4 separate regions of the Mus musculus genome follow, and regions 1, 2 and 4 are each linked to region 3. Evidence: chromatin loops called from intact Hi-C (ENCODE). Cell type or tissue: heart. All regions are shown on one strand. Region 1 has its middle 38 kb from the start of Pmp2. Region 2 overlaps Fabp4 (fatty acid binding protein 4, adipocyte). Region 3 has its middle 32 kb from the start of Gm33365. Region 4 has its middle 5.9 kb from the start of Fabp4.

Region 1 (8,000 bases), 49 kb after region 3:
AGTTTCCTGTAATAATACAACAAGAATTATAGGAATTAATACTTTTTGTGCTGTATATATGTGTTCTTGTGTGTGTTTTCCTGTGTCTATGAGGGTATATGCATGTGTAGTTGTGTGCATGTGTGCAGGGCAGGGATAGGAATGGGGGGGAGGTGTGTCTGGGAGTTCAGAGTCAGCACAGGGTGTTTTCTTCTTCAAATGCTATGTACCTCTCTTTAAAAAATTTTTTTTATTGCACTTTATATACTTATTTTGAGAGTGTGTGTGTGTGTGTGTGTGTGTGCGCGCGCGTGCGCGCGCACATGCGCTCAGGCACTCGTTTGAAGGTCAGGGGATACCTTAAGGGAGTCAGGCCACTCCTCCCAGCACGTGATCCCCGGGATCAAATCCTAAGGATCAAACTTGGCAGCAGGTACCTTTACCCACAGAGCCATCTTGCAGCTCAACACCAGGCAATTTTATTTACCATTTTACAGGTTCCTTCTGGAAACTAGATGCCACAGAAGCGTGAAAAACCCTTGGCAACCTTCCAGAACAAAAGCAGCGTCCAGAGCGCTTTAGCGCAGGCTCGGTGGCTCCTGATAAGCCCTCTGCCGCTGCAGATGGCCAGGGCCATCTTCCTGCTCAACATCCCCTCTTTCTTTTAATTCTTAGGGGTTTGTTTGTTTGTTTGTTTGTTTAAGTATGAATCTGAAGCTTACTGATGAGCTAGACTTAGTGGACAGTGAGCCCCACCCAGGAGGTTGCTAGAAATACAACGCTTGCTGCCAAGGCCAGCTTTAGAGTTGGGGATCTTAACTCAGATGCTTAGGTATTCACTGCAAGCAAGAATTGTTTTTAAAAGGCATCATGGAAAAGGGCTAATGTAAGTATAGTTGCCAGGAAAGCAAAGCAGGGTTTCTAATGGCTCCAGCAAGTGGAGGATTGGGGCAAGGGAGCCGAAAGAATATAGTGAGGGCCAGGACACTGAGAGACAAACCAGTCAAACTTTCAGGGCAGCAAAAGGGACAGTCAGGGACACTCTGCAAGTGCTAGCTTTGCCCCGGGGAGGGAATGCTCTCGCCTAACTTGTGTGCCTGTGCAAAGGTGCGTCCACCCACCGTTTGCTCAGGGAGGAGCACGCTGATGGTGTGCTGCTCCCCAAGCACGCGGCTATTCAATGCTGTCCTTATGTACTGTGTTGGTACAGGTTGGGGACACTGTACCCTCTAAATAATTTTCATTCTCATTTTCCAATGACTGCTTTATAAAAAGTCACCTTAAGCTTTTCTATAACTTCTCTCCACATTATATATCAAAATCAGTTGTTTACTGTAGTTTCTAGAAACAATTACTCAAATCAAGCTGCGAATGTTCTTGCTAGACTTTCTACTCTCCTCTCCTTCTCTTTTCTCTCCTCTTGGAGACAAGGTCTTGCCCTGTAGCCCAGCTGACCTCGAACCCTCAACCCTTTCACATCACCTTACCAATCACTTGTGCTGTGTTTTTTTTTTTAATTGACTTCCTCGATGCCCTAAATTTTGTTCCTAGTTTGATTTATTCCTTGCAGTAACTAAATTCAATGTTGTTCTAAAATTTGCAGAAAACCATTATTGAACCACATCAGAAAAACATTAAACCATTAAAAGATCTTCTCCAGCTGGAACAGTTGTAAAATTTCAGTTGTTCCTTTCCTTCCAAGGTCAGCTGACATGAAGGGACAGGATGTTTGCAGTCAGCGTGCCTTAGCACGAAGGGACACACAGGGCAGCGGCCACCATGCTTGTCCAGTGGGGCTTCCCTAAGGAGGCTGTAACTTCCACAGTCTATCCCAGCCTCCCTTGCTGTCCTGATTCACATCATCGTCCCATTTCTTTGCTCATCTTCCATTCTCTTTCTCTAGAAACAGCCCCACCCACAAGATTACATTTATGAGGCAGTGTCCCAAGACTCAGGAGTGACGCTGGTGGTTCACCCGCGGGCGGTCAATTTCTCAATTTCATTCTGACACCGGCACTCTGGCCTCGCTCATTGTCAGCTCTTCAGAGCTTTTCCTGGGCTACTTCTTAGCGGCTCTGTTTTCTGGGAACCCTTCTGGTAGACAATGGGGAAACAGAGAGGAACGGATCCAGTCTACTTCTGGCGCTGAGAAAAGCCTTCCCCTGGCAAGAATTCAAGCCTGGGGGGGGGGGGGGGGGGACTAGAAAGAAAGAAACAAATTGTTCAACCAGATACTGGATTGAAGGAAATTACTTCAGATATTGGCAGAAACCTAGCAACCTTTATCACGTAGATTCAGGCTATTTTTAAGGTGGATCTCCTGATTTGTTTTGGGTCTCATCCTAGACTTCACTCTCCCAGAAAAACCTATGAAGCTGATCAGAGAAGCAAGATGATCGACTCACCTGTGTGAACGGTCGATTTCTGAGTTCCTACATTTCTGCTGAACATTATAACAGGTAATGCCTGCCTTTGAGGTGGTTCATAAAAAGCCGTGTCTACGCAGGTAGGACAACTGCAGTAAATCGCTAGCAGCATTCTACCGCAGGAGGTTGGCTCAAAAGTGTTTATGTTTACGGTTATACAGAAAGAATGTGCCAGGGAGTTGTGGCTAAGAGTGTGTCGTGCTCTTCCAGAGGACCTGCGTTTGATTCCAAGCACTTACACTCGAGCCTGGCGAACATGGCTTTGGCAGGCCTTGCCCTTCTCCTCCATTCCCCCTGTCTTGCTAAAGCCCCTTAGATTATATTCCTGAAGCTAGCCACCAGATCCATTCCCTTATTTGGCCACTTCCTCCTCCTTAGGCTGAATACCAAAGTCCAGCTTCAAATGCATTGAAGTTGAGCAATCAAAAGCCACCTTTGGCTCACATAATTAACACATCAAATTAAAATTAAACACCTCATCTTAACAGGGCTTTTCCCCTTTTACTGTTATAACCCGCCATTTTCCTACAGGCCATGCCTGTCTCCTCTATCCAGAGGCAGTCATTTGTCCTAGGGACAAATACTGTCCCCCCTCTCCCTTGTTCCCTTCCCCTCTCCCTCTTCCTCAATCTCCCATCATTGTTATTTCCTGCCCTCTGTCCCTCTGAGGCAAATAATTTTCCTTTATGCTGAGACCTTGGTCTTACAGGTCCTGGGCTTATACTTTTCCATTCATACATAACAAAAATAAAATTTAAAAAGGAAAGTGTGTTTGATATTGGTTTATTAGCATTCATAATTATTATGAACTGATAAGACTGGAACATATACGCTAAATATGAAAATAAATTCATTTTATTTGTAGATCTAACAATAATTCTGGAGAAGTCTAAAGAAAATCAAGTCATAAATTTAATAAATAAAATCATGAAGTTAGCTAGACGTGGTGGCACTGTTATAATCCCATAGCCTAGGAAACCAGCATCCAGGAACTGAAGGCAATAACAGCATTGTGACATTAATCCAAATCCCAAGAGCCAGAAACAAGTTTTAAAATCTGTAAGTTCATGTTTCTCTTGCAGCTAATTTTGAAGCCATCAAGAGAGTAAAGTAAAAATGATTTTGTAAACTTGAATGCTCTGAAACATAAAATACAGTTATTTATCTGCTTGTCTTCAATCAGCAAAAGCAGTGGGACACTCCCACATGCTGGCGGATGGACAGCCTGAAGCAGACAGGCCTATGTGAACAGACTTGCAGTCACTCTTTCCCTTAGATTTTCTTGTTTTGGCCTGCTTTCTTTCTTCTCTCTCTCTCTCTCTCTTTCTTTTTTTGAAAGTTCGTATTTGGCAGAATATAAGAAGATAAGAGATACTTGTCAAATACTTGCTTAATCATCTATGTCCTCCTGATGAAACGAAAAATTTTTTTTCAAAGAATGATTGGATCGGATTAGACAGCATGGCTAAACAATAGAGAGGAGGAAAGGTGCTGGTGGGGGTGGCTGTGGCCAGGAAGAGGAGAGTGGTAACAGATTTTTGTGAACCAGTGGCCATTTCCGAGCTAATTTGGATGCACAGAGAGTTTGAGTGATTGGAACATCCTGCAGGGTTTCCTTCTAGTTCCTTCTGAGCCTCCCTCCTGCCCTGAGGCTTCATGTGGCCTTTCTTTTTTTTTTTTTTTTTCCTTTTGGTCTTTTCAAACAATAACAAGAAATGCTGGGTAGGTGTGGACCTTGCAGTTGCAGGGCTCATTGTTCTCTGTCCAGTGAGAGTGGCCGTGGACCTGGTGGTGGACTCAGAGAGGTCCAGCCCGTGATCCCGTGACTGCTGGCAAGCCATGAGGGAGACACGGCTGGGGTTTATGTGACACAGGACATGTTTTCCCCCCATCAAGGGCAAACAAGTCAAGTCTTTGTTACCTCACCTTTGGAAAATTAAGCTGTCCCGCATCTGAGACTTCGAGTGGAGCTGCTGAAGGTGTGACTATATAGTGGAAGAATTGTGGCTGTTTCTTCAGAAGACAGAGGGCAGGGGATGGGTAAACTACAGAAACTGACTGCGGTGACACTAAAGGGGGAAAAGAAATAGAAGTAATCCCGTTTCTTATTGTTAATGACTTAAACACGCTTAGGACCACATAGGAAGTGTGTGCTGGTTCCACTGATGGAAAGACAACATGCATTGATTTATTTTTCAAATAGTAGAAAAAAAGCTAGCCAAACTACCTCTGTACTTCCTAGGTTTATTCTTGTAAGGAGTATGAAAATGGAACAATCTGGACACCACTTATAACGCCTTTCTCTTTACTTTGTGAGACTCCCGACATGGCTGGTGAGAGGAGGGCTCATCTGACATGTAAGGCTGCTAAGTAGATTTCCCATCTTCTCCAAAGGGCCTCTCCCAACAAATACATTGTTGACACTGCCACCAAACCAAAAGCCGATGGGTGAACTCTCCTTGTATGTACCTTGTCCCTCACTGGTCATCCTGGAACACTTAGGAAGAGGAAGCAGACAAAACCAAGGCCAAGGCCAGCCGCAGGGGCTGGCCTAGGGAAGGCCCAATTCCTGCTTTAGAAGGGAAATTAGGTTCTAGAAGGGAAAGAGAAATACTCTCAAGCACAAACAAAATAAAACAAAAACAAACAAACAAACAAACAAACAGCAACAACAAAACTATTTTTGCATAGTTCCTATGTAAGATGAAACATTTATTTCCCGTAGATAATCACTGTTTTGCTCATTGCTGGGGATGGATGCCAAAGCCTTGTGCATGTGAGGCCAGCTCTAGCCATTGAGGTTTACCCCCAGCCCCCTTCACGCTTAGTGAGGGAAATGTTCAGATTCTATTTTACTCCAACTTTAGGAGAAGGAAGATGCTTCATGAGTGTTTGTTCCCAGGAAGAGATCTCAGGACTGTGGGGCACTGTAAAGAAGTTACACAGCACTATCTGTCTCCAGGAAAAGCATTGCGATGCCTGGGCTTCCTTTTAAGATTATCACTGGCCAAGGACCAGCTGCTGAGTTCTGCATTATGTCTTAGGTCATGGAAAGGTTCCAGAAATGACATTTTTCTTCCTGAGTGTTATCGGGTGTGGGCTCCACCCGATACTCTGTTCAAATGGTCAAGAATGCAAAGGGGGAAATGGGCAGAAGCATCCACTTATCTGATCAGCAGGGCCTGCTAGGTGTGCACAGTGCACATTACCCAAAGTGGGAAGTAATTTAGGAGAATTAGCTGTGCTAGTGGGGTCCATGACAGTGCTGAAGCAGTACTAAGAAGGTTGAGGCAATGCTACACTGTGTATGTGTGTGTGTGTGTGTGTGTGTGTGTGTGTGTGTGTGTGTGTGTGTGTTTCCCCACATACGTTCATTCTGTAAAAGGAATCCGCAGTGTTCATCAGCTCCTCCATGTCTATTCCTAGGCCCAGAAAGTTAAGAGCCATTGTAGATTTAAAACTTTGAGAGTACCTATGCTCTGAGGGATAAAGACCGAATATCAGTTTTTAATATCTGGTACAGTGCTACATCAAACAGATTGCAAAGTGATAATTAGATTCATATTGGTGTGAAGTATAGATGCTAATTAGCTTAATTGATTGTACAGTCAGTAATCTTCTGCATAGTTTACTGAAACACAGTGGAATTTGTACCATTTTGAGGCAAAAATGGAAGCTGACCTTTTCTCTAAAGATGATGGGGTAGGATAGTGTAGTGTGTAGGGCTGTATGAAGCCCTCTTGGTGCAGTTCAGATTTCTCCTCCATCTTCTATGTCTTTTTTTCAGTGCTCTTCCTCCTAATACCTAGCTCTAATGTAAAAATGAGTCATGGACATTCCTGGTACCTTAATCCCCTGATGTGCTTCTTCAAGTTGGTTTTAATTCATTAAGGAATGGTAGTTTACCAATAGGAGTGTCTCAGTTATAACCTCACACTCCCCACTCCCCCCAGTGTTATAGTATTGAACACTCTAAAGTAATAATCTCATTATCATATCTTTCAGTTAAATGAGAAAATAATCTGAATAAAGACATGAAAGGTCTATGTTTATAAAATCTTGTACCACCACACACCAGAGATTTATTATCTTTATTTAAAGAACAACATAAAAATTTACAATAGAGCAAGTATTTAGGTCATGTAAACTTAATTATGATAAATAATTACTAATAATTTTTGTATATATGCAAAATCAAATGCAGAGATTCTGTGTATCGTATTGATATTAAGAAATAAACAGCACAAAGTAAGGTTTAGAAAGGAAACCAATTTTATTCAGAAAATCAGCTTGTCCTATTGGACCCTGATGACTAACTTAATAAAGAAACCAGAGACTTTTTTATTTAAAGTTTTTTTAATTAGATATTTTCTTCATTTACAATTCAAATGCTATCCCGAAAGTCCCCTATACCCTCCCTCTCCCTGCTCCCCAACCCACACACTCCCTCTTCCTGGCCCTGGCATTCCCCTGTATTGGGGCATATAATCTTTGCAAGACCAAGGGCCTCTCCTCCCAATGATGGCCGATTAGGCCATCTTCTGCTACATATGCAGCTAGAGACACGAGCTCTGGGGTTACTGGTTAGTTCATATTGTTGTTCCTCCTATAGGGTTACAGACCCCTTCAGCTCTTTGGGTACTTTCTCTAGCTCCTCTATTGGGGGCCCTGTGTTCCATCCAATAGATGACTGTGAGAATCTACTTCTGTATTTGCCAGACACTGGCATAGCCTCACAAGAGACAGCTATATCAGGGTCCTGTCAGCAAAATTTTGCTGGCATATACAATAGTGTCTGGTATTTTGTGGCTGTTTATGGGATGGATCCCCAAGTGGGGCAGTCTCTGCATAGTCCTTCCTTCCATCTCATCTCCAAACTTTGTCTCTGTAACTCCTTACATGGGTATTTTGTTCCCCATTCTCAGGAGGGATGAAGTATCCATACGTTGGTCTTCCTTCTTCTTGAGTTTCATGTGTTTTGCAAATTGTATCTTGGGTATCCTAAATTTCTGGGCTAATATCTACTTATCAGTGAGTGCATGTCATGTGAGTTCTTTTGTAATTGGGTTACCTCACTCAGGATGATACCCTCCAGATCCATCCATTTGCCTAAGAATTTCATAAATTCATTGTTTTTAATAGCTGATTAGTACTCCATTGTGTAAATGTACCACGTTTTCTGTATCCATTCCTCTGTTGAGGGACATCTGGGTTCTTTCCAGCTTCTGGCTATTATAAATAAGGCTGCTATGAACATAGTGGAGCATGTGTCCTTCTTACCGGTTGGGACATCTTCTGGATATATGCCCAGGAGAGTTATTGCTGGATCCTCTGGTAGTACTATGTCCAGTTTTCTGAGGAACCAACAGACTGACTTCCAGAGTGGTTGTACAAGCTTGCAATCCCACCATTGCTGGGATTGCAAGCTATTTCTCCACATCTTCGTCAGCATCTGCTGTCACCTGAATTTTTGATCTTAGCCATGCTAACTGGTATGAGGTGGAATCTCAGGGTTGTTTTGATTTGCATTTCCTTGATGATTAAGGATGGTTAATATTTTTTCAGGTGCTTCTCAGCCATTCAGTACTCCTCAGT
Region 2 (8,000 bases), 110 kb after region 3:
GTTTTAGCTATAAACCACTACCTACTTCCAGTATACAATAGTATAAAGTAAGCAATGTCATTCCAAAGGGAAGATGTGCAAAATAGACACACACACACACACACACACACACACACACAAAATGATTGAACCAAAACAAGGTCCTGTTGTTCTATGTCCAGTATCTAGGGTTTTGTGATATGAAGTCCAACAGACTTAAGGCGGCAGCCCTACACTCATAGCCCTGCTACTTGTGGCACACATGGCCTGTTTTAGAAGCTGTCTCCTCTGGTGGCCAGAAAGTTTCATCAGCAGGTACTCCACATTCTTGATAGCTCCAAAACAATATGTTCTCCATTGTAACCGCAAGCATTACTGCTTGCATGATTTTTACTCTTTCAAGGACTCTCTCTCTGAGTGTGTGAGTGTGTGTAAGAGAGAGAGAGGGGGGGTCACATATTATTACATATTTTTATGCAGGCTTATTTTGCTTAGCCTATCCTTAAAATCCATCTATTACTTTTAGCCTGTCAGAATGTCCTTTCTTTTTTAAATAGGGAGGGGGAAGGAACGCAGTATAAAGGAAGGAATATAGAAAGGGTCAACTAGCACTGAAGGTTATTTGTAAAGCCATACAGAAACCTACTACAGTAGAAGCTTCTGGCATATACACACATAGAAAAGGAATAGAAATTGAGTCTCCAAATAAGAGGGAAGCTGATTCTCCAACTAGATATCCTACACTACCAAGTAAAAGCTCAGGTTCCAGGAACAAGTTACATCTTGTTAGGCCAAAAGGACCCCATTGAAGAGTCCAAGCATTACAGGATATTAGTTATACCCCACAGACTGCTGGTAAGACTTCATTGCTGAAAACACTTGTTTATGTCATTGAAATGGAGAGGTTGACCTGGCGCCTAACTCAAATGTTCACCACTCTTGGCTGGCATGCATGGCAGTGGAAGGTATTCTATGGGTTCTTAGAGGCAAAGGTGATCATCAGTATCACCTAGCTACAAACCCTGGGACTTGGCGAAGATACATTCACAATACCACCACAGTAGCACAATACCAACCACTTTTTAAACTGGATTTTAAGGCACACTCCATGAAATGGAATCTACACCCTGCTAAAATAGCCAAGAACTTGAGACTAGATGATTCATAGGCCTAAAGGAAAAAAAAAAAAAACCTACTACTATTATTCTACATAATTCAAGAGTCTAGGGTAAAACCTACTGTTATTAGTCTTCTAAATGGACTTATCAATAAAATGACTCATAAGGATGTTTGCTATTTATGTAGATCAGTGCTGCGCAAAGCGCTCTTCAGCAAAGCTTCCTCCTTCCAGTACATGGGAGCTAACAAGAGACTAACAGATGGACAATGTTGAGAGGATGAAAGACTTTGGAACGCTCGGTCCTACATGGGATGTCTTTGCTGAAGGCCTCCTCTCACAGCCAGGAATCTATGCAGAGGATGCAGGAAGTTTGTGAGAGCTGGAGTGATGGGCAGCTCCATGGGAACTGTGTTGTCCAGACACAACAGGACCAATGCACATACCAGCTCAGAGACTGCAGCAGCACACACAAGACCTGAACAACTTCAGGCCAGACAAGGCTCCAGCACTGAGAACAGAAACTGGACATGAGGTCTCACCCTAATTAAGAAGCTATCTGTAGTTGATACTGACTGGCAAAATGAAAATCAGTTTTCTCCACTGGAGTCTCACTGTGTAGGTTTATGAAACACACTTGAGTGCACAGTCCATACCTAGGTATGGTTGGCCAACATAAAATGAACCCAATGGTAATTATTATTTTTAATCTTATTGTATTTTGCTTATTTTGATTTTTGTGTTTCTAGGGTTTTTGTTTCTGTTTCTTGTTTGTTTTGTTGTTAGAGAGAGAGAGAGAGAGAGAGAGAGAGAGAGAGAGAGAGAGGGAAAGAATGTAACTATGGGTAGGGGACCTGGAGGAATTGAGGGAAGGATAAAACATGATCAAAATACATTACAAAATGTCTCAATAAAAAAGACTTATTATTATTCTATGAGCAGAAATTTCCCTTCCTTTATAAGGCTGACTATAGTAATTTTATTGTGTGTACATGCTATGGGTGCGTGGTCATATATGTGCCTGTATGGCTGTGGGTCTATGTTGCTCTTTCCTTGACTTGCTGATGGACATTTGACTTTTAGCTATTGTTAATGACATTTTGTGAATGTTATTGATGCCTTTGCCATCCTTCTTTCGCTCTGCAGACCCACACAGTAATTCTGTTTTATATTTTTTGAGTTGTGCCGTGTCTTGTGGCAGGTGTGTCATTATGCATTCTCATCAACCACTCCCAGATTTCCAGTTCATCTTCTAAACGAATTTTTTTCCATTTCTTTTCATGTCCTGAGATTTTTATTGTTGTTGATGTTGGAAATTGGGTACTTACATCTAGTATTATCAGATTGCAGCAAGGTCTTAGGAACTGCTTTTCCTGAAAAGCAGCGACTTTTCGCTTGTGTCCTACAAATGCCACAGATACCCCTGCGTGATTCACCGTACCTGACACATGATATTTTTGCCTTCGTTTTTATTTACCCCCTATACCTTGGGTCTGACTCCTATTCAACTCTCTCTATAGAAGTATTAAAATATTAATGTGTTTCTGGCAAGGTTGTCAGTGACAGTCAGCTGTCAGTTTTCATGTCTAGCTCCAAATCCCCTGGTATAGTGTCTGGAGGTGTCCTATCATTGAGATAAGCGTAAAGTAATCTTGAGTTCCAAGAACAGCTTTGCCTCTCAGGCATATCACTCTAGGAAGACATCACCCTGATTAGGATGGTGTGGAAAAAGAAAGTAAAGCTGCCCCCTAAGCAGATCCAGTCATAGGGATTTTCAGACTGTCCCTTTCCTGGTAAGGACTGAAGCCACCTTGCAGGCCCAGGCCTGAGGTCACTTTCAGTCAGTGAGCACCTTGACAGAGAGGGCTTTGTAATGTATAATGCTTGCTCTGCCTCAACTTTCCCTCAGTTTACAGCTGAGGCTCAGATCCATACACCTGAAAATGGGCTGTGATGCTCAATGCCCCCCCCCCCAGCCTTTACCAATGTGGCCATATTAATCACACTGTTTTCCTGACTCTTCATAATTAGTTTTCCATCTGATTTCTGGCTTGTGTGCCAGCCTCAATGTTGAGACCTGGCCCAGAATCAAACCTTTGCTGGAGCATTAATGGATGGGATTTACATATAGGTCCTTCAGTCAGTGTGGGTTTGCAGGTGAGCGGGATGGGCTTGCAGGTGAGAATCTTCTCAGGTAAGGCTAGAGGAACGTTAGGTCTCTCAAGAATACGTTGTTACAGATGACAAGAATGCTCCTCTCTGCTGCCCCTCTCTCTTATCATTTTCCCGATGACACCACCTACTAGGAGCTCAGCCAACTCTCTGGGGCTGTACTCTCTTGAGCATTCAGCCTCCAAAACTGGTAGCCAAATAAATTTATTTCTTTATAAATAAACAGCCTCAGGATTTTCGTTAGTCTAAAACATTTGTTTTAGACTAAAAATTTCAGACACACTGAGCATTATAGTACATACCTATAACCCTAGCAGCACAAGGCACAAGAGGCTGAGGCAGAATTGTAATTCAAGACCAGCCTGGACTACTTAGTAAGAAATGCACACACGCACACACGCACTCGCGCACTCGCGCGCGCACACACACACACACACACACACACACACACACACACACACACATGCACGCATGAATGCTATGGAGACCAGAGATCTTTTCTACAGCATTGTATGCACTGCTGAATTACAACAGTCCAGGACAGGGCAGAAACAAAGCTTCATGCTTTAATCATATGGAGATGAATAATTTCACTGTGTCTAGGATTACCCAAGGTCTTGTATGCCACAGCGGACCTTAGTATGCAGACTTGGTAAGTTCATGGACATTGGCTTTTTTATCATGCATTATTAAGAAAGATCATATTATTTGTACCAGAACCAAAATAAAAGTAATGCAATTTGTTCTATTATCTTCACAATTACAAGTACAAAATTAGACACACAATAAAAGTATCATTACACAACTTTCTAAGTCTAAAAAGGTTTTATTTAATCAACATAACCATATCCAATAAAATGCATCTTCAGAAAAAATTAATTGCTTGCTTATTAGTGGAAAATCATATCTTTAAAAAAAAACAATAAATCCGACTGACTATTGTAGTGTTTGATGCAAATTTCCATCCAGGCCTCTTCCTTTGGCTCATGCCCTTTCATAAACTCTTGTGGAAGTCACGCCTTTCATAACACATTCCTAGACACAGGCACAAAATTGACATGGTCAATCAGAGAGATAACAGCATGGATTTAACTTTTTACTCTCGGTTTTGGAAATGAAATGATATTCAACAATAACAACAACACCAAAACAAAACAACAACAACAACAACAACAACAAAAAACCCACAATGTGTTCTGGAATCTTATATTATATTGCTCATTCATCTCCAAGTATGGTAGTTTAGGGTGGTACAAAGACCAGGAAGATTCAGGTCCTCCTTTCAGGGAGCTAGAAAATCTGCACGGTAAGTGAGTGCCACGAGACAAAATACACAACACAGTCCCGTGATGATCAGTCTGTGATGCCAGAGAGGAGGCTGGGATTGCTTTCTAGGGGAAACCGTGTGTGGGTGGAGCCTGACTGTATGGGAGGGTGGAGCCTGACTGCATGGGAGGGTGGAGCCTGACTGCATGGGAGGGTGGAGCCTGACTGCATGGGAGGGTGGAGCCTGATTGTATGGGAGGATAGAGTGCACCTCAGAAGGGGCAGAGTACTTTAAGCAAGTGAGAGAACCAGGATTCAACCCTCAGCTTCAAAATAAACATATAGTACAAATGAGCCTTTTTGTTCTACACAGCAAGTGCAGTTTCTAGAGTTCTGTAATGTTCTCAGGCTCTATAGCTGAGTATGCAGCGTAACTCACCACCACCAGCTTGTCACCATCTCGTTTTCTCTTTATTGTGGTCGACTTTCCATCCCACTTCTGCACCTGCACCAGGGCCCCGCCATCTAGGGTTATGATGCTCTGTGGGCACAGTGAAAAGAGACTGCAGTTTGCACATGGAGGTCAAGACTGAAAAACATGGAACCTGGGTCCAAAGGACTATTCTGATGTTCTCAGTAACTCTACAGGACAAGAACATAATCCAGCAAGAAGGTATAAAGAGAAACACATCTTGAAAAAATAATGTAGAACTCATGTATATGTATATCTACTTATATATTCGGAATAGAAACCGAAAATAGAATTGGTTTTTGAAAAAAAGGATATACTGTGAAAGAAGTTAGATGGCAGACACATGCAGGTGGGCACGGTAATGTTATGGTGGGTTTCTTGCTTTCAGCCTCGCTTTTATAAACTTCCCCTAACGTTTTACTGCTCGAATTTACTCCACATGCACTACTGTATGACTCATAAAACATGCTAATCATTGTGAATATCGGGACAGCTTAAGAGCAAGAGGAAATGCGCCCTCTGCGCACTGACGGAGCTGGGTTAGGTATGGGAGCTCCGAGGCTGTCAGTCCACCAAGGGAAGCTTTTGTCCTTCCCCTTGAGCTGAAGTCGCTTCCTGCAGGCCGTGGAATAGAAGCCTGGCCCCCCTCACTCTGCATCAGCTCCTTGTTCCTCACCTTCACCTTCCTGTCGTCTGCGGTGATTTCATCGAATTCCACGCCCAGTTTGAAGGAAATCTCGGTGTTTTTAAAAGTACTCTCTGACCGGATGGTGACCAAATCCCCATTTACGCTGATGATCATGTTGGGCTTGGCCATGCCTGCCACTTTCCTTGTGGCAAAGCCCACTCCTACAGGGAGAAAGAGAACGCATGTAAAGCTAACATTTGTGTGTGTGATGAAGAAGACACCAGGGTGCCGGAGGCTCCTTTGATGCTCTCAGAACCTGTCATCCATCCAGATTTACTGTGCCTGTCTGCTAACTACACTCCTTCAGATAAGTCCTTAATTTCAACAAGAATGTATTAAGAGATTAAATCTTCATATCTCGATGTCTATGTGTTTTATATAGGTCTGTATGTCTATATTTATTATAATATGCTAATAATAAGTGTATGTATATTATCTCTATTTTCTATTTGTGATTGAGGCAGTTTGACCATTTTATTCTTTCTTAATTACTAAAAGTTTTTTTTTTTTTTAAAATCTAAGTCAAAGGCCAGGCCTCACTTAGAGTTATTGTGTTAAAAGGTCATCTATTTTTGAGTGAACAAAAATCACATTTCACAACACTTGTTGCCAAATTTAATTTTCTAGGCTTCTTTCCCATATTACTCCCTCATGAAATGAATTGTCTGATTAATTTCTGTAGAGTGAACATGCTGTTTCACATTTCATGTCCTTTTAGAATGGTGATCGCATTCTCAACAATCAGGAAACGTAAAGCAGACTGGGTAAGTATCTTCTGAACTCAGGAAATCAGAATGTCAGTGTATAGAAAAGTTTGGAAACTAACACTCTGCATCTCGGTCCCTTAAGCTGTGAACTTTGTTTGTTTAGCTTCCCTGTGGAGGGTGAACAACTTAGAACCTTAGTCACCCTGTCGGCATGTTACACAGAATCCTTCTGTCTCGGGTGCACTGACTCCTTCAACACAAATGCTTAAATAAAGGCTATGTCTTTGACAAAAGGTGACCCAAAGCTAGAACTAAGGATGAACTGAGAGACAACCACACCACAAGATAAATGATGCAGAGGGTACGACTTAGTTCTCTGTCTAAACAGTACCACAGTGAGGAAATGGTGTGTCTCTGCCTTGAATTGTCACTCTGCCACACAGCACAGCATTCTGTACAATCAATCAGCGCAGGAAAGGGACACAGCACTGGGAAATGATTGCAGAGAGACCGTGCCGGGGACAAATAACAGCTTCACTTGTGTCTTCATTTTTATCTGACTGCAGAAGCCAATACCTGCCTACTCTGCCTTAATTACGGTTGCCAGTTCCACTCAGGAAATATCTACTGCCTTTAATCATGGGTCTCTCACAACTTAAGTAGTGTCATTATAATTTAGATAGGAATGGTAGCAGTATGAAATGTTTCAAGTGGTCAAGAGCTAAAAGTGTCTCAAGCCCTGGTATTTCTGGCTCAGTGCATAGTAACTACCACACTGAACAGTAAACAGTCGATGGGCTAAGTCATGCTGAAATTCCCGATATTCTTCTTGTCTGCAAACAAGACAACAATATTGACAGACAACCAAAAGTTCCCACTGTATAACTGAGGGAAGGTTTGCAGGTTGAGGGGAGTCTGTCCTAACGGAGATACTCTGTAATATGGGGAGGTCAGGAGAGAGGGCTTCAAAGCAGACGCTTCCTGATGAAGTACATCGCTGGCTGGGCGATGGCCCCTCTATACGGATAGGCAAAGCTGTTTGGCCACACAGCAGCCTGTGGGCAGTGTTGACAGGACATAGACCGTTGTGAGCCCATATCGTGGGAAGGGCAAGTTCTATGTGTGCTTTGCATGCCCTGCTTTCCTTCTGAATTACTCACAAATCTATGACATCACATATCACTCTAAACCAACGAAGAAACCTTTAAGTCCTTGAAGGAAAGTATCTCCGGAAGCCAAGCTTTTGTCAACTGTAAAATAATCACACATTCTTAGGCCTTGACATTGAGACAGAAAAGAATTTGCTAAAATATATTTTCCAACATGATTTGTTTTCTAAGAGGGGCAATATCATGACTTCAGTTTTAAGTAAAAGTTGCCCCCATCCTTTAAAAAAAAAAACAAACGGAAGGAATATTTTTCTCTTTAAATTATTACAAATTTTTCATGTAAAAGGAGATGTTGAAAACAGGCAAGTAGCCAAATGAACCTCAGAATCGCAAGCTTGGCAAAGAAGGCCACATCTTGTCGTTCTACAGAGAGTAAAAGATTGTCCTGTAGACTCTTTCTTGCGGGTTCACCTGGAGGGATCACGAGCTT
Region 3 (8,000 bases):
AGCCTGGTGCCAGTTGCTTCCTGGAATATCATGTTATCCCCACTAGGCGTGAAAGAATGTCAAGAAGGTGCCTTGATTTATTTACCAAACGGTAGAACTCAGGAGTATATGCTTAAGCTTAGCTCAGGGCACCCAGTGGTACATCGTCATATGGAGGAGGGCACAATTGAAATGCTTTGACCAGGTATAGTGGTTAATACTTTATTGTTGACTTGACACCTAACAAACCTGTGTGTTTCTAGATTAACAGAGATAGCAAGACTCACTCTAACTGTGGACAACACCATTCCTAAGTTGGACTCCTGACATCAGAAGCAACATAACCAGCCTCAAGCTCTTGCTGCCCTGCCCCGTCTGTCATGATGGCCTATAGTTTCCAATGAAATCGAAGCAAACCTTTCCTTCTTAAAGTTGCTTTGGTCATATATTTGTAAAAAGTAGTGACATAAGTAAGTGGCACGCTAGGTGCTGGTGAGCTTAGTTTGAGCTCACTGGAACAAGTGTTTCTGTACTGACACACTGTGTGAGCCTTAAATATTTATTAAAAACAGTTTTCAAATCCATTTCTCTTGCATTTCCTGACACCTTCTGTGGCTGTCGCCACCAGCTTGGAATGATTATGGGGAATTTCCATCCTGCAGTGATCCATCTGGAAGCAACAGGCAGTTGTGTACACACTCAGTCATGCTCTCCCTGACAGGCGACTTCCCCTGCCCCAGTGCAGCCTGAGGAAGAATGAATAAGCTAACAACGTAAGGGGAAGGGAGCCAGAGACGCTTCCTCTTCGTTATTCTGAGACTGGCCGGATTGTCTACCTGTCAGATGGTTCATCCGTTCCACTCACCCCTCTCATGTCCCTCTCAGGTTCTCAGGCCAATGTCTCTAGGGAGACATTGGAGAGGGAGGGGTGTGTGTGTATGTGAGAGAGAAAGATTCTATATGTGTTCATATGCTTGTTTACATTCCATGTCTGTGTGAATGTGCATTTGTCACAGGTTGACACAGTATATCTTTTTAATCTCTCCCCACCTTATAGTTTGAGATAAGGTTTCTCGATGAACCTAGACCTTAGCTATTTCTCTAGACAAACTACCCAGGGAGCTCCAGAGATCCTCCCGTCTTTACTGCCTCAGAGCTGAGTTCACGGGCGAGCACAGCTTCTGGGGAATCAGTCAGATCTGTCTGTTTGCAGGGCACACACTTTACTGAATGAGTCCCATCCCAGTCCAACTATGTTTATGTACGGTTCGTTTTCAGTTTATCTTCTGGAGACTCCCAATACACTCACCAAGTTGTGTAGCACTCACAACTGTGTACTTTCAGAGCATGGTACGACACCTGAACAGAACCTTTTCGAAAATGGTTACTGTCTTTCTCAAGCCCCTGGCAGCACGCCTCTGTCTCCTCACATTTCTGTTCTCTGTCTCTAATCTACTTTCTCTCATTTGCCTATTCTGGGAATTTCCTAACAATGGAATCACAGTGTTTGGCTTTCATTTTGTGTTGTAGCTAACATAAGGACTCCATGTCTGTGTGTCTGAGGGTTAGGCAAATCATATTTGTTTGTGCATATGTCTCTTAAAGGTCGTAGACAGTTGTTTCTATTTTTAGGCTATTCTGGATAAATCCAGTATAGGAATTCATACACAGGTTTGGGGACATATGGTTTTAGTTTTTGCAGGTAGTTTTAAGGGTAGGATTGACAGTCTTATGATAACACTTCAACTCCTGTCCAGTTATTTTCCAAAGCTGTACCATTTTGCTCTGTGACGGTTCCCATTTCTCTCTGTCCTCTCCAACACTTGCTAGTGCCCTTGCTTTTGGTGGTCTCCATTCTAGTGGATGTGGTCATTCTGATTTGATTTCTGTAAAGATAAAGGATTAACAGCTTCGCACATGCTCATTGAGCATTTATATATTTTCTCTGGACAAATGTTTGTTCAAACTTTTGCTCCTTAAAAAATTTAGTTTATTGTTGATTTTTAGTGACTTCAAATGTTCTAAATGCATATGCCTTAGCAGGTACACAGTTTATAACATTTTACGATTTATGAATTTGTTTTCACTGTAATGAAATTATGAGCTATGAAGTAATCATTTCTCATCTTCATCCAGATGAAAAGACAGGAAAGTCTTCACACAGAAGATGAAATCCATTTGTTATCAAAGAAATAACATCAACAGGATAACATCCCTGAGATAAAGGCACGCATTGCAGTATGGAGGGACTCATGAAGGGTGAGGCTCAGCTTAATTATTTGATTCCTTCATTTATATTTGTGGCTATATAACCTGTGTTCAGCTGGAATTACCAACCAGAGCTGAAAACATGTACCCCTCAGATCCTGGACCCTATGAATACAAAGTCAAAATCCAATGGCTTCTTGGCTCTAGTAATCTCAAGTTGATGTCAATCAGCATAGGCTTCAAGAATGTCTATTGTTTATGTAAAACTTGCCACTCCTCATGCACTCTTCACTGAATTTCACATGGACTTTGTCCAGTAGTTATACCAGCTAGCTAAAGCTTTATTCTTAAGTAAATAAATGCATGTTAAAAGGCATCTATACGAAGACATATTTCCTCCATGGTTTTGTTTGTGAAGCTTTGGTAGGTAGCACTTCTTGTTTCTATTCTTCATTTATTGTGATTTAAAGACAAGGTCACACAATGCTAACTATGTATTCCTAGTCCTACTGTCTCCACATTATGCTACCACTAGTGTCGATTAAAGGAACAGAAATCTCTGTTACGATGTCCAAGTGTTCTCCAGAAGCATGGCTTACTAGTCATTGGTCTATGCAGGTGTAGTGACCTAAGGATAAATAACAGAAATCACATCTTCCTGGATTTCTTTAAAGTAATTTTCAGAGATGTCAGGTAAACATAAAACTTGCTTTCATTTGTAAACTTTGCACATGTAGAAGATCATAAAAACTGATATCCTCCTGTATATAAACATAATGCACGTACAGAATTACAGAACCAGAACAAACTTTAATTGTTAGTGATTTTGAACCTGTGATTCCTAATGATCCAATACAAGTCAGAATGAAGCAAGATAGCTAATCTATGCCAAGTTCATCAAATAAGCTTGTGACATTTAAAAAAAGACAACAACCGTGATATGGAAGATTGAGAGGAGAAACATTACTGTTTGTGGCTGCAAGGTCAAAAATGAGATGGTGTTGCCTAAAAGAAGAAAGAAGAAAACATCTGGATTGGTTGCAGGGCAGTGACAGGTGGGATTTGCATTGTGCTTGGACTGAGAGCACTGAGGTGGGAAGGTGACATCTACATACAAGAACAAGAAGCCCAGTGAGGAGAGGATATCCTGAAATATTCAATGCAGCTTCCCTTTTCTGTCAACCTGGGACATAAAAATAGGAGGCTGTGAGGAAAAGAGATTTTTAATCCATTGCACACTGTTCTATTTTTCTCAGAAAACTCTCTTGGGGGTAGGTAGACAAAGGAAATCAATATAAACAATGGAGGATGCTGATACGTTTAGGAAATGGAAAACAATGCTCAACATTAAGAGTTGGATAGAGCCAAACTGATATGCAAGTAGTGGAAAATTCCACAGCCTTCTGAATATTTATCTGCTTTGAGGATACAATACAGTATCTACTGCTAACATCAAAATGATTTAGTTAGATACAGCCCCCCCCCCCCCATCTTTACACTATGGACCAAAGCTACTTCCAACTCGAGGAGAGGCCATCTTGCATAGGCACTCTGTTCTCATGAAGGATCTCATTGAATACAGACCTGTTCTGGATCTGGAACAGAATTATGCCTCCAAATAAGAACACAGAGGTGGATTGTACAAGGACAGGCTTGCCCTTGGGCTATTTGCTGTGCAAGTTAGAAACACGCTAGAACTCTTTACATAAGCCATTTACAAAACCCCATTTGTATTTTGGCTTGTAATGTATTGATGAGTGGATAGATAGATATGTAGATGATAGATTTGTTTTTGAGATGGGTACTCCATTGTGCAAATGTACGTCCATTCTTCTGTTGAGGGGCATCTGGGTTGTTTCCAGCTTCTGGCTATTATAAATAAGGCTGCTATGAACATAGTGGAGCATGTGTCCTTATTACAAGTGGGAACATCTTCTGGGCATATGCCCAGGAGAGGAATTGTTATATCTACAGTAATACTATGTCCAATTTTCTGAGGAACCGCCAGACTGATTTCCAGAGTGGTTGTACCAGCTTGCAATCTCACCAACAATGGAGGAGTGTTCCTCTTTCTCCACATCCTCGCCAGCATCTGCTGTCACCTGAATTTTTGATCTTAGCCATTCTGACTGGAGTGAGGTGGGATCTCAGGGTTGTTTTGATTTGCATTTCCCTCATGATTAAGAATGTTGAACATTTTTTTGAGGTGCTTCTCAGCCATTTGGTATTCCTCCGTTGAGAATTCTTTGTTTAGCTCTGTACCCTATTTTTTAATAGGGTCATTTGATTTTCTGGAGTCCATCTTCTTGAGTTCTTTACATATATTGAATTAGTTGCCTATCAGATTTAGATGGGTATCTTACTACATAGTGGAGGCTGGAGTTAAACTGTGTTCTTCCTATCCCAGTCTCCTGAGTAGCTGAGATTACAGGTAGGGCCCATTATGTTCATTCTCCCATCTACAATTTTTGAGATCAGATTTTATTGCCTAACATGGAGCTCTAGGATACCAGTGGCTCAGAAACTAAGAGTTGTGTCTTTCCTATGACTCCAGAGGTAAACAAAGAAGTTTTGATTTGGTAGGCATGGTCCAGAGTATCCTTGGGGGACATAGTCTTATTTCAGTCCACCACACTGTCTCTATTCTTGTGTCTTAACCACAACTGTGTTCTAGGTGTAGACAAAACAAGAGGTAAAGAGTAGCCACAAAGGTATTCTACCTCATTTATGAAGAATCTGAATGAAAAAATTTCTACCTACATCTCATTGATAAGAGAATAGTCGTATGATCACACCAAACAGGGCTGGAGGGAGGATCAAAAGCTTGAAATAAAGGAAGAACAGATATTGGGGACAGACCACAGTACGCAGTATTAGCAAATCTACATTTCAGACGTAAAATATGAGCCTGGGTTTCCCACCACCCCACACACTTGCTCTGCATGCGAGTGTTAACTCTCACCGCTGTAATGCGCTGGCACTCATTTTAGTACAGAACCAGACTTGCCCGAGAGCTTAGACTGTGCAGAAGAGGACCTGATGGAGTGGGTGCACGTATGTGGGGTAAGTGGAACTGTGTCACCAGACCAAAAAAAAAAAAAAAAAAAAAAAAAAAACCGTGCTAAGGTTCAACAGAATAAGGAACCCCAGCAATTCTCGTATAATTGAGAGCAGTAGGTGTTTGACTCTGTTCCCAACCAGGTTCCTGTACTGGAGCATGTGACCACAACACCCCACACTGAGAACCATGACAGCTGGTCATATGACATAGAAGTCCAGAGTTCTGCATGCTAGCGAGATATTTAGATGGGCCCTGAGGGTCTAGCCAATAAAACTTCCCTTCCTGCACACTCCTTCTTACAAAAGGTATATAGTTTCTGGTCCACCCCGAATAAGTCACACACACTCATTTCTAAGTCTCCCTCAGGAGGCTTCTTTCTCTGCACTCCTGGAACTCACCCTGAGATAAGCCAGAACAACCCCGCTCCAGCGCCGGTCCCGGTCCTGGCTCCGGCTCCGGCTCTCCAGCTCCAGCTCTGGTTCTCAGGTCTTCGAGGTTCCCAGCAGCATCTGGGTGCCCAGGAGTTTGAGAACTGTCGCCTTCTGATGGTGTTCCAGCAACACCGCGGTGGTGCTGCCCTCTGTGTGCTCCTCTGTCATAAGCTGTACTTGGTTTGTTGGCCTTTTAAACCCTTTTGACAGTTAAATGCATTGGACAACTGCGCAGAGGGGTTCCTGAGCGTTCCTCCCTGTGTTAGCCTGGCAGCTGTCACCACTTCTTAGCACATTGTATGCTTTTCCTTCTGTCTGCTGAAGCACGGTGTTCCGTGGACAAATGCAGAATGGAGTGAAGATGTATTTGCCTCAATGGACAGAGACGTTTTGGGGAGATCAAATACCATCCACCATTTGGTCAACTTATTGATGATCATCAAAAAGTTGTATTTGTGGCTAAAGAGACTGAATCAGATAATGTGTTCAAAATGTGGAAATATTAGTATAGGAAGAAGAGAGGGGAAACTGTAGATATTTTAAGATTGCAAGGTTAAAGAAGAACGGATTCATATGTATATATATTCACATGTATATATACATATATATTCTAAATATGTAAGTATTAGAAAGTTATTTAGTCGGAGAATCTGACTTAGCAAGTATACAATGAAGTCTATTGAGTTTTTAGACAAGGTTACTGGGGTGCAGGTCAGTGAGCCAGAAGCAAGCACAGAATAGCTATAAATTTCCTGAAAACATTGCAGTTTCTACCATAATTGAGAAATAATCACCTGTAGATTTTGTCAGTTTCCAATGAACTGCATGTGGAAGCCAAATGTCAACCTCAGGTTTGTGCCTAGGATGTCATCCTCTTAATTCTCTAAGACAGGGTCTCTCACTGGTTATCATCTTACCAGTCCTGCTAGGCAGGGTGGTTGTGAGAGAGTCCCAGAAATCTACTTGTTTCTCTCTGCCTCCCAGTTCTCAGATTGCAGCCCTAGATTTTGATTAATGGAAAAAATATTAATTTAAAATTTGGCACAAATGTTAAACTACTAAAATTGAGACGAAAAAATTATACCTTCATAAAATGACATGGTTCAGACACTGAAATGGACACTCATATGTCATATTTTGTGTTTATGCATGTAAAAGTCAGTCAGTTACTGAAGCCTAAGTATCTCATTACATAAGTGCAAAACAACCCAAACTGGAAAATACAAAGGTAGTTATTACAACAGGGTCATCCAGGCCAGGTGTGATGGTGCACACCTTTGATCCCAGCACTCAGGAGATAGAGGCGGGAAGGTCTCTTGAGTTTGGGGCTAACCTGGGCTATAGTAAATTCTATGCCAGTGAAGGCTCCACAGTAGAGCACGGTCTCAAACAACAGAAAGCCCACCTTGCCATCCCTTGCTGACTGCTGCTCTCTTTTACCAAGAACAAATGTAACTGGTAACATATTAGATATGAGAACCTGAATCAAACCACTTGTTCAATTATTTACTTCCTCCACTATCAGCTTTCCATAGTTTGGCAGTCACAAACTGGACAGCTTTCAGTGAAAGCTACCATCCCTCACTAAGGTGCAGGCCGGGCTATTTATAAGCCACCAGTCCCACAGTCAGTACTGTTGTTCCTTCAACATCGTCTTCCCAAAGTGAGATTAGAACACATTTCACTTCTAACTGGGTATGAAATTTTTTCTTGTTATATCTGGATTACAGAGAAGGCAAGACAATCTACTTAATAACCAAGACACTGAAAATCTAACCACGAACTGAAAAGTCACCCCTGGTTTCTGCTGTGCGTGCACACACCCCCCCTCCCCCAGGATGGGGTCCACTTGAAAAGCTCATCCAGAAAGGCTACAAAATTCTTTCCACTGTTTTGTATCCAGGACAGGTCAACATCAGTGTGCTAAGCAGAGAGGGCTGCTGAGTGCTGTGAGACAGGGATCCTCAGGTTTTAAAAGGCAGCTCGGTCCATACCGCCGACATCCATCTTCCCTTAGGATTTCTGGGCTGTGGTCCTTGAGCTGCTGGGAAGTTAGCGGCTGAAGGGAGGCCTTCTGGCATTAGTGGGACCCACAGGGCAGCAGGACTTTTGTCCCAGCAGTTTGATTCCATTAGTCTAAGATGGCCCTGGGGTTGATAGCTTAGTGATACAAACATGGAAATCTACCTATGCTTTCTCAACAGGATACAGCATTGTACATTGAGCCCAGAAATGAGTAACTCAGTCCAGGCCCCCAGCAAGGCAGAGATCAGATGGGGCAGCCCCATCGGCAGCGGAAGCTCCACAAGCTCAAGTGGTGG
Region 4 (8,000 bases), 120 kb after region 3:
GTTTTTATTTGCTTGTTTGTTTGTTTTTACTTTTCTAATGTGGTTGCTAGAATTTCACATGTGCTCTGTGCTCTGTGCTCTGTTTCTCTTGGAACTGGTAGCGCAGCACAGTGACACCAAGTCCACCCGTTTATTCACACATGCCTTAGGCACAGGCTGACCACTGGGGATCCACGGAGCAAGGAACATGTTTCCCACACTGGGAAAGACGGTGTACAGGGGACAGTTAGGGACCCACTGTCCAGAGCATCCGCACAATGTAAGCTGACATGACACCAGAAGGGCCTTCCAGAACAAAGGAATTGTCAGCTGAAGATAGATGACAACCGCCACAACACTGGGGAACCGAGGAACTACAAGATGGCTGGCTTAGTGCCATGTGCAGTTAATTTCACTCAACTATGGCCATGGGGGGTATCTGTAAATCAGGGCAAACGTGTGAGTTTGTTCCTAGTAAGCAAAGACCAACCGTCAGGCAGTAACTTTTAGCCAGATTCATTCACTATGAGATACAATCGGATATCCCATAAGATATACCAAGGGAATCTTAACAGACCAGGCTCCTGAGGGTCCTGTTAAAGCAAAGTAAAAACAAAAACAAACAAAGAAACACCACAGGAGGCTGAGCCAGGAGAATCCCCTAAGTTCGCTGCTCTCCTGAGCCACAGAGTGAGTCCAAGGCCATCCTAGCTAATTTAGCAATGAGTGTGTCTCCAAATTAAAAGTTACAAAAGAACCTGGGATGCCCAACAACAGCCACACAGACACAGCTGGCTGAGTACTTCCTCAGAGCCGTGGGGAAGGGTCTGCAATGGGAACAGCCTGAAAGCTGGAGGAGGGGAAGGGTCTGCAGTGGGAACAGCCTGAAAGCTGGAGGAGGGGAAGGGTCTGCAGTGGGAACAGCCTGAAAGCTGGAGGAGGGGAAGGGTCTGCAGTGGGAACAGCCTGAAAGCTGGAGGAGGGGAAGGGTCTGCAGTGGGAACAGCCTGGCTTGGCTGTGGGGATGTGGGGCTGAGGTCACATCTCAGAATCTCAGGGCTGACAGGGCAGGCCCTCTGGTCCAGGCTGTTTGCCTTGCACTTTGCTCCTCAATGGGCCGTTTCTGTGGAATGCATCCTTCTAACCTTTGCCTGTGTTTACTTCTTTCGGAGGAAATGAGAATATCATTTCTGACAATTTTTAATTAGTGAGGAAACAGACCCCACTCTAGATAATGAAGAGTAACGACGGAGCCCCGTTGGCAGGGAGAGCTTCCAGCTTGTACAGGCCAGCTAAGGTGAGGGTTCACATCCAGGATCCCCTTTTATTGGAGGCAAACTTACTTTGTTAATGCTGCTTTCTAAGTGCATTCGGGTGCTTGCTGGCAACTGTAAGGTGAGCCCTGAACAGGAAATGCAGGCACATTTTTTTTCCTTCTCTCCCTGATGAGGTCACTTACCAGGACTGTCCTAGGTCCCCTGTCCAGCTAGGCCAGTATGTTCTTCTTTACATGCATGGTTCCGATGACTAAGCACTGACTCCTTGATCTCAAGATGGCAACCGTTTAGCAAAGAATGAGTAAGCCACAGACTCTGCCTCAGGTAAAGACAGACTGAGAGTGCTTTGAAGGCTCTTAGATAACTTCTTCATTTGCCTTCTTGCTCATAAAAGAACCTCTTCACACATAGCTCAGGGTGTGCAAGCAGGGACCCACGGTGGGGGAGGGGACCTCAAAGTGCTTTCTGCAGATAAACTGTGACCTACTTTGTCTTCATTTCATAAAGCAAACCCATCAGGAATTAAGTGGAAGCAAAGGTGACACTCTACCAGAAAAAAGCAGAGAAGAACTTACCAGCAGGCCAGCTGCACCATGTAACCCCCCTGCCAACACACACACACACACACACACACACACACACACACACATATCTCCATGAGGGCAGATATGCAACCACGTACAAGCACACATGCATGAGCATAAGCACATGTGTGTGCACCCACACACCCACACACACACACACACAAAAACACACACAAACACACACTTCACATTTGCTCTGTTTGTGTCTTATTACTTTCACCATCTCAACTGCTTGCATCTTATATATTTTTAAGCCTGAGTACATATATAACTTACTTTCTACAAATAGACCTAAATACAAAAAAAGACATTAAATCCCTAGTAAGTGCCAGTTGTGCTTGGTACATAGTGATGTGCAGATACAAAAAAAAAAAAAAAAAAAAAAAAGATGTTCTGTGTTAAAATTTTAAAAAGAGCCAGACAACAAATAAACAAAAACAAACAAGCAAAAAAATCAGACACAGCAGGCTGAGTATTTCCTCAGAGCCAGGGAGAAAAGGACTACAATGGGAGCAGCCTGGCTTTGCCTTCGGATATGGGGCTGAGGACATATCTCGGAATCTCAGAGCTGAGCCAGGACAGGCATAGCATTTGAAGATATCTAATGTCTTAAATATATCTAAGACAGAAGGGTTAGGGCTGCAGAGATCACTATCGGGTCATAAAGATCTTAAGAACCAGTCGGAAGGTGGCCATGTATTTGAAGCAGGTGCATTCAGGTCTTGAGTTAGAGGCCAGCCTAGTCTACAGAGTTACAAGACAGCCAGAGAAACCCCATCCTGATAAAAACCAAAACCAAAATCAAAACACAACAAAGCAGAAAAGATCTTAAGAACCACGGGATGCTCTGAGAAACCAGTTCACAGAGCTTTTATCAGTGGGCGCGCAGCAAGGGCATGGCATACAGAAACTGCTCAAGGGTTCTGAAAGTAGAAATCAGGCCACCACTATGTAAACGGTGGCATTCTAGTAGGAGAAACAGCTTGTGTGGGTTTCCAGAGAAAGGCTAGAAACAGACACTGGAACCACTCTGCCTGTAATCTTAGACACTCTGAGTCCCCCACTTGCTTTAACCTGAGCCCCTGCTTTCAGAAACGGGAACTGAGTAAGTAAAATGTATTTAATCACCAGCCTTACAGGGTGTAGCCTAGGACTGGACTTAAAGACCAAGGGTTTCACTTCATTTTTTTGTCCATTACAGTTGTGGTGGGTGGTTATGGTTCTGACTCCTGGCCTGAACTTCTAGAAGGAAGAACCAGGGGGCTTCTGGCAAACAATGGGAATAGTTCACAGTAGATGATTCAGAAATGAAACCTGAGAGGGCATATACGAAGGAGGTTTAGCAAGAGAGAGACAAAAAGAGAAAATCATAAAGCGGGGGAAAAGAGCTCAGAAACCATGAAAATCACAGAAAGGGAGCCATAGAAGTCGCTCAGGCCACAGTGGGCTCCAACCCTGCCAAAGAGACAGAGGGCGGAGCAGTTCATCCAGGAGCGGCTTGATTGTTACAAGGCAAGGAAGGGCTGAGCCTTTGGGGGAGTGTTTGGGCTGTGACACTTCCACTAGTGAACTCTGATCCAGTAAGAAGGCAAATGTCAGGCATCTGGGAACTCCATTTGCTCTCTGGGTGGTGACTTCCTGCTGACTACAATCCCTTCTCTCTGGGTGAAATGTGCATTTCTGCCTTTGTCGCATGGCTTGCCAAGAATCCGCATGGCTCTGTGCGATTCTCCAGCTACCTGATTCCTGCTGGGAATTCTGTTCTCTAAAGACACCAATACACTAGAAGTGCCATTGCATTCACATTTACAGTCAGTGGGTGATAAGATGCCTGTGACATATTTTGTTAATTGTATTATAAATCACATCACAGGCTAGAAAGATCCTCAAACCCTGGGGTTAGACGCGCTGAAATTCTTTCCCCTGCTCACGAGCTTGCAAACCTTAGCTGGCTGATTGATATCGACAACACTCCCCTTCCTCAGCTGTAGAACTGGAATGCCGCATTTGATGGCTACCATTTAAATTAGCCTCCTGAATGGTCAAGTTCGTTAGCAGGTTGCTAGCTCAACTCCAGTTCACATGGGGCAAGCGGCACGGTATAGTAGGCACATCGACCCAGAAGAAATATCACACCCTTGGGAAGCCTGCGCTGGGAAGAATTGGAAATTTTTCCTGACCCAAAATACCCATGCTTGAACAATCTCTGTGGTCTTAGACTTTCAGAGGACTGGGTTCTCTGCACTGGTGACTGCGGCGTGAGAGGACATTCTTCACATCTTGAGAACAACTTCAAGAAATTAATGAAATACACAACAAATTGTCAGGATGGGCATGAATCAGAATAAGAGTTATTTTCCCCCAAGGTTGGGGACGTTACTCAGAACTTGTCCATTTGCTGTGCCGTGTTCAAGACTAAGTCAGTCTTCACCTTGTAATAAGGAGAAACAATATTTGTCCCAGGAGATAGCACTATGTTAACCATAGCCTCGTCCTGAGTGATGGGAAAGATACAGACATAGATATCCTGACACCTCGGCAAGGTACATCATCTGTAATGACTGAGCTAGGACCCTGTACAGGCTGAGAAAATACTTCAGCATTTAGTTACATCTCCAGGCCCCAAATGGGGATGTTTGAAATGCTTTCAAAAATAGCAGTGTCTCTGGCTATCCCAGCAGATGTGTAAGCCCCTTAAGGTATGACTGGCCAGGCCCCACCCGTAGACGACCCTAACTGATATAGCAGTGGTTTCCATACCCTCAAGTCAGGTGGCCAAGCTGAAGCCACAAAATCCTACCAATTCCTGAGCTTGCTCCAAGATCGGGCCAAAAAATCCACCAATCCCAGGCCACCTTTATGACACCCCCTTCCTATGCTGTACACACCAAGAAGCCTAAGACCAGCAGTGTGTGAAGCAATGTGCGATGAACCAAGAAGAATGTGTTTGCCTTTCCAGAGGTTTCAGGCATTCTCCACAGACCTATCAAGAAACATAATCACTATCAAACGTCTTTGGTAATATCTATTAAAAACTGCTCTCATAGGCTGGGGTTCTCTATTCTCACATTTCAACATCTAAAATATTACCATTGCAAAGTTTTCTCAGTGCCAGTGTGACTCCACAGGTGGAAATCACATAACCACCACCTCATGTAGCAGCTCACACAGCCTGCATGGGCCTGGCACCTTCAAAACTGTCCTACAAAGTTCCCTTCGGGTTCTGTGTGGGAGATATACATGCATTGGGAACACACTTTCTCCTTAGACTTCCATCCCACTCTCCTGAGAGCTCATTGTTTACTATGAAGCAAACATTGACTCCACTCCCAAAATCCAATCTCTGAAGTACTTCTGATTCCAGAAATTTTATTTATTCATTTATTTTGCGTGTCTCACTATAAAGCTCTGGCTATTCTAAAACTATGTAGATCAGGCTGGCCTTGAATTTACCTAGAACAGCCTGCTTCTGCTTCCTGAGTGATGGCTGGGATCAGACACCTGCACCATCACACCCACACATTTTAGATAAGAGTTAGATAAGAGGTAGTCAATGTCTAACATATTGCTAACAGAAATCACCATGGAGTCACATCTAAGGCGAAATCAGCCCACCTCTTTATAACATCCGAATCAACCGTTCATTGTCAAATGTGTGCTAAGAGCTAGGCATCATTTGCTATAAGTTGATTAGGAATTTTGTTTGTCCCACCTTTTTTTCTGGAAAAAAAAATCATTTAAAGCATTTGGTTAAAAAAAAATACCATTTGCAAACTCATTTGTATATTGAAGTCAGTGTTTTTCAAATACTCATTGATATTTAACTATAATTTTGACACTTATACTGTTTTAAACTATTCTTTAGAATACATTTACATTGGACTGGGAGAGGGGGCCAGCAGTCCCACTGTATTGCCTTACTGTGTAGCATTTCTTTCGTTCTCAGAGGAAAGAGTAGCAGCCCAAGGAAACGTCCTCTGTGCAGGCCTGTTTCTTACCCTTTGCTACAACGGGAACATGTTTTTATAAAATGTGGGTTTTTTCCTCTCTTGGGTGAGTCAAGGGAAGCGCCAGCATCCTTTCCCAGCGCTGACAGACTGATCTATGAGCACAAGCTTGGTCGGATGCTGAAGCAATCTCCACACAGCCACCCCCACCCCCACCCCCACCCCCACCCCCACCCCCACCCCCACCCCCACCCCCCATGGCTGGTTTCCTTAGAGCGTGGAAGCTGAAGCTGCTGTCCCAGCTCCTGCTCTTTTCCCTACTTGCCTTGCCAAGCTATACAAATAGCATTCCTGCTTTCTCACAAATCATTCCCAGGGACACCGTCCTCGCGAGATGATACATGTCTTTCTTTCCTTCTTTTTTTTTCTTCCTGTGTCCTTTGACATACTTCTGAGAACAGGGACTATTTTAAGTCAAGTCAGTGAGACACCCCTCAGTTCCCATCTCCATTTTTTGTATTCAAGTTCACAGATTGTCTTCTTTTAAAAAGGTGTTTATAACAAAGTATAGTACGGCATTGGTGTTTGGTTGCGGCAAATATACCAGAAACATCAAACCATAGTGTGTAGACATTCTTTTTCAAATGTACATTATTTTGATTAGTGAATAGCTGCCTTGAGCTATGATTTTAAAATGGGAGATTAAAATTTTTTAATTAGAAGGCATATGAAGCTGTATGGGTGTATTAGTCAGGGTTTTCTAGAGTCACAATGTTTCTTGGGATCTCCTGGGATCAATGTCAACTCAGAACCAGTATCCAGCAGACCCCTGAAGTCTGATTATTTCCTTTTCCCCAGTGTACAGTTACCCTTGTAAAAGACCGTAGGTCCCTCTGGGGAAGAACTGGAGAAAGGGTAACAGCAAAACCTTTGGGTGTCTTATCAAGATCCTTTCTCAGCGGAACCTGGCCACCCCTTCATTCAAGGGGTTCCAGATCTGCAAACTGGCTCAAATCTGGAAATTGATTCACTGGCCGAGATTGCTGTTTACCACAATCTAATGTAGCCTTTCTTTCATTTGTTTGAGAATTTTTCTGCTTATACAGATCAAACAAATATGCAGTAGGCTTCCTATGTATTTCATTCCTAGAAACACCATGATTGATTAGCCAGTACCAAAGGTCCAAGCGAGTCATGCCATTATAAATTTCACCTCTCCTGTGCTGACCATTACTGGGCATGTTATTATAAACATTCTTTTGTCTATGCTGTCCATTATAATAACTTGGATCACCTTGTCTCCGGCGATTCAATGCTGCCACCTGGCCCTTGTTACCTAGGAATCCAACTAAACCTAGTGAATTTAATTCATCTAATTGAGCAGAAGCATCTCCAATGCTAAGATCTGGTGCCATATCCAGGGATCCACCCCATAATCAGCATCCAAACACTGACACCATTGCATACACAAGCAAGATTTTATCGAAAGGACCCAGATGTAGCTGTCTCTTGTGAGACTATGCCGGGGCCTAGCAAACACAGAAGTGGATGCTCACAGTCAGCTAATGGGTGGATCACAGGGCTCCCAATGGAGGAGCTAGAGAAAGTACCCAAGGAGCTAAAGGGATCTGCAACCCTATAGGTGGAACAATATTATGAACTAACCAGTACCCCGGAGCTCTTGACTCTAGCTGCATATGTATCAAAAGATGGCCTAGTCGGCCATCACTGGAAAGAGAGGCCCATTGGACACGCAAACTTTATATGCCCCAGTACAGGGGAACGCCAGGGCCAAAAAGGGGAAGTGGGTGGGTAGGGGAGTGGGGGTGGGTGGGTATGGGGGACTTTTGGTATAGCATTGGAAATGTAAATGAGCTAAATACCTAATAAAAAATGGAAAAAAAATAAAATAAATAACTGAAATTAAAAAAAAAAAAGATCTGGCACAAGGAAAAGGGAAAGAACAAAACCCTACAAATGTGCTGGTGCCCCTCTCACCAATTTGCGTCTTATAGAGCTGGTGAAGGGCATATCTTCTGGACCTTCCCATTGTGGACAATTATGCTTTACACAATATATCCACTCTAGCATTGCAATTTCCCTAAGTCTTAAAATCCCTTCATCAACACTAAGCCACGAAATATCAGGCATCTCCAAGTCATTTCCAGTAGGCCATCTTTTGATAAACACCTCAGCCAACCATTCAAACAAAC

What was found. Hi-C counts contacts between places; a loop is a spot of excess contacts. Peaks named below come from ENCODE experiments on the same cell type or tissue, not always from the same donor. Only the 100,000 strongest peaks of a DNase experiment are listed, where the experiment ranks them.
Region 1: it touches region 3 in a loop (10-fold over the local background); 6 of 42 quality-filtered maps call a loop at or near these places.
Region 2: a loop joins it to region 3, with 4 times the contacts of the local background. A loop is called at or near these places in 3 of 42 quality-filtered maps.
Region 4: it touches region 3 in a loop (5-fold over the local background); 3 of 42 quality-filtered maps call a loop at or near these places.

Annotation. Positions count from the first base shown.
Region 1 is chr3:10,141,425-10,149,424 of GRCm38, forward strand. No RefSeq gene overlaps it. Among named protein-coding and RNA genes, the nearest start is that of Pmp2, 38 kb to the right of the region's middle. In heart, a CTCF peak has its summit at 4,194; DNase peaks (open chromatin) are centred at 1,867, 4,187, 4,857 and 5,467; H3K27ac peaks cover 1,416 bases.
Region 2 is chr3:10,200,268-10,208,267 of GRCm38, forward strand. It overlaps Fabp4 (fatty acid binding protein 4, adipocyte), which reads right to left. Exons shown (of 4, transcript NM_024406.3): 2 at 5,683-5,855; 3 at 4,974-5,075; 4 at 4,075-4,303. The coding sequence ends at 4,253. Among named protein-coding and RNA genes, the nearest start is that of Fabp4, 4.3 kb to the right of the region's middle. In heart, no CTCF peak of the experiment used is centred here; DNase peaks (open chromatin) are centred at 4,714 and 5,734.
Region 3 is chr3:10,092,003-10,100,002 of GRCm38, forward strand. It overlaps the pseudogene Gm9833. Among named protein-coding and RNA genes, the nearest start is that of Gm33365, 32 kb to the left of the region's middle. In heart, no CTCF peak of the experiment used is centred here; DNase peaks (open chromatin) are centred at 719 and 3,259.
Region 4 is chr3:10,210,506-10,218,505 of GRCm38, forward strand. No RefSeq gene overlaps it. Among named protein-coding and RNA genes, the nearest start is that of Fabp4, 5.9 kb to the left of the region's middle. In heart, a CTCF peak has its summit at 3,300; DNase peaks (open chromatin) are centred at 1,196, 3,426 and 6,016.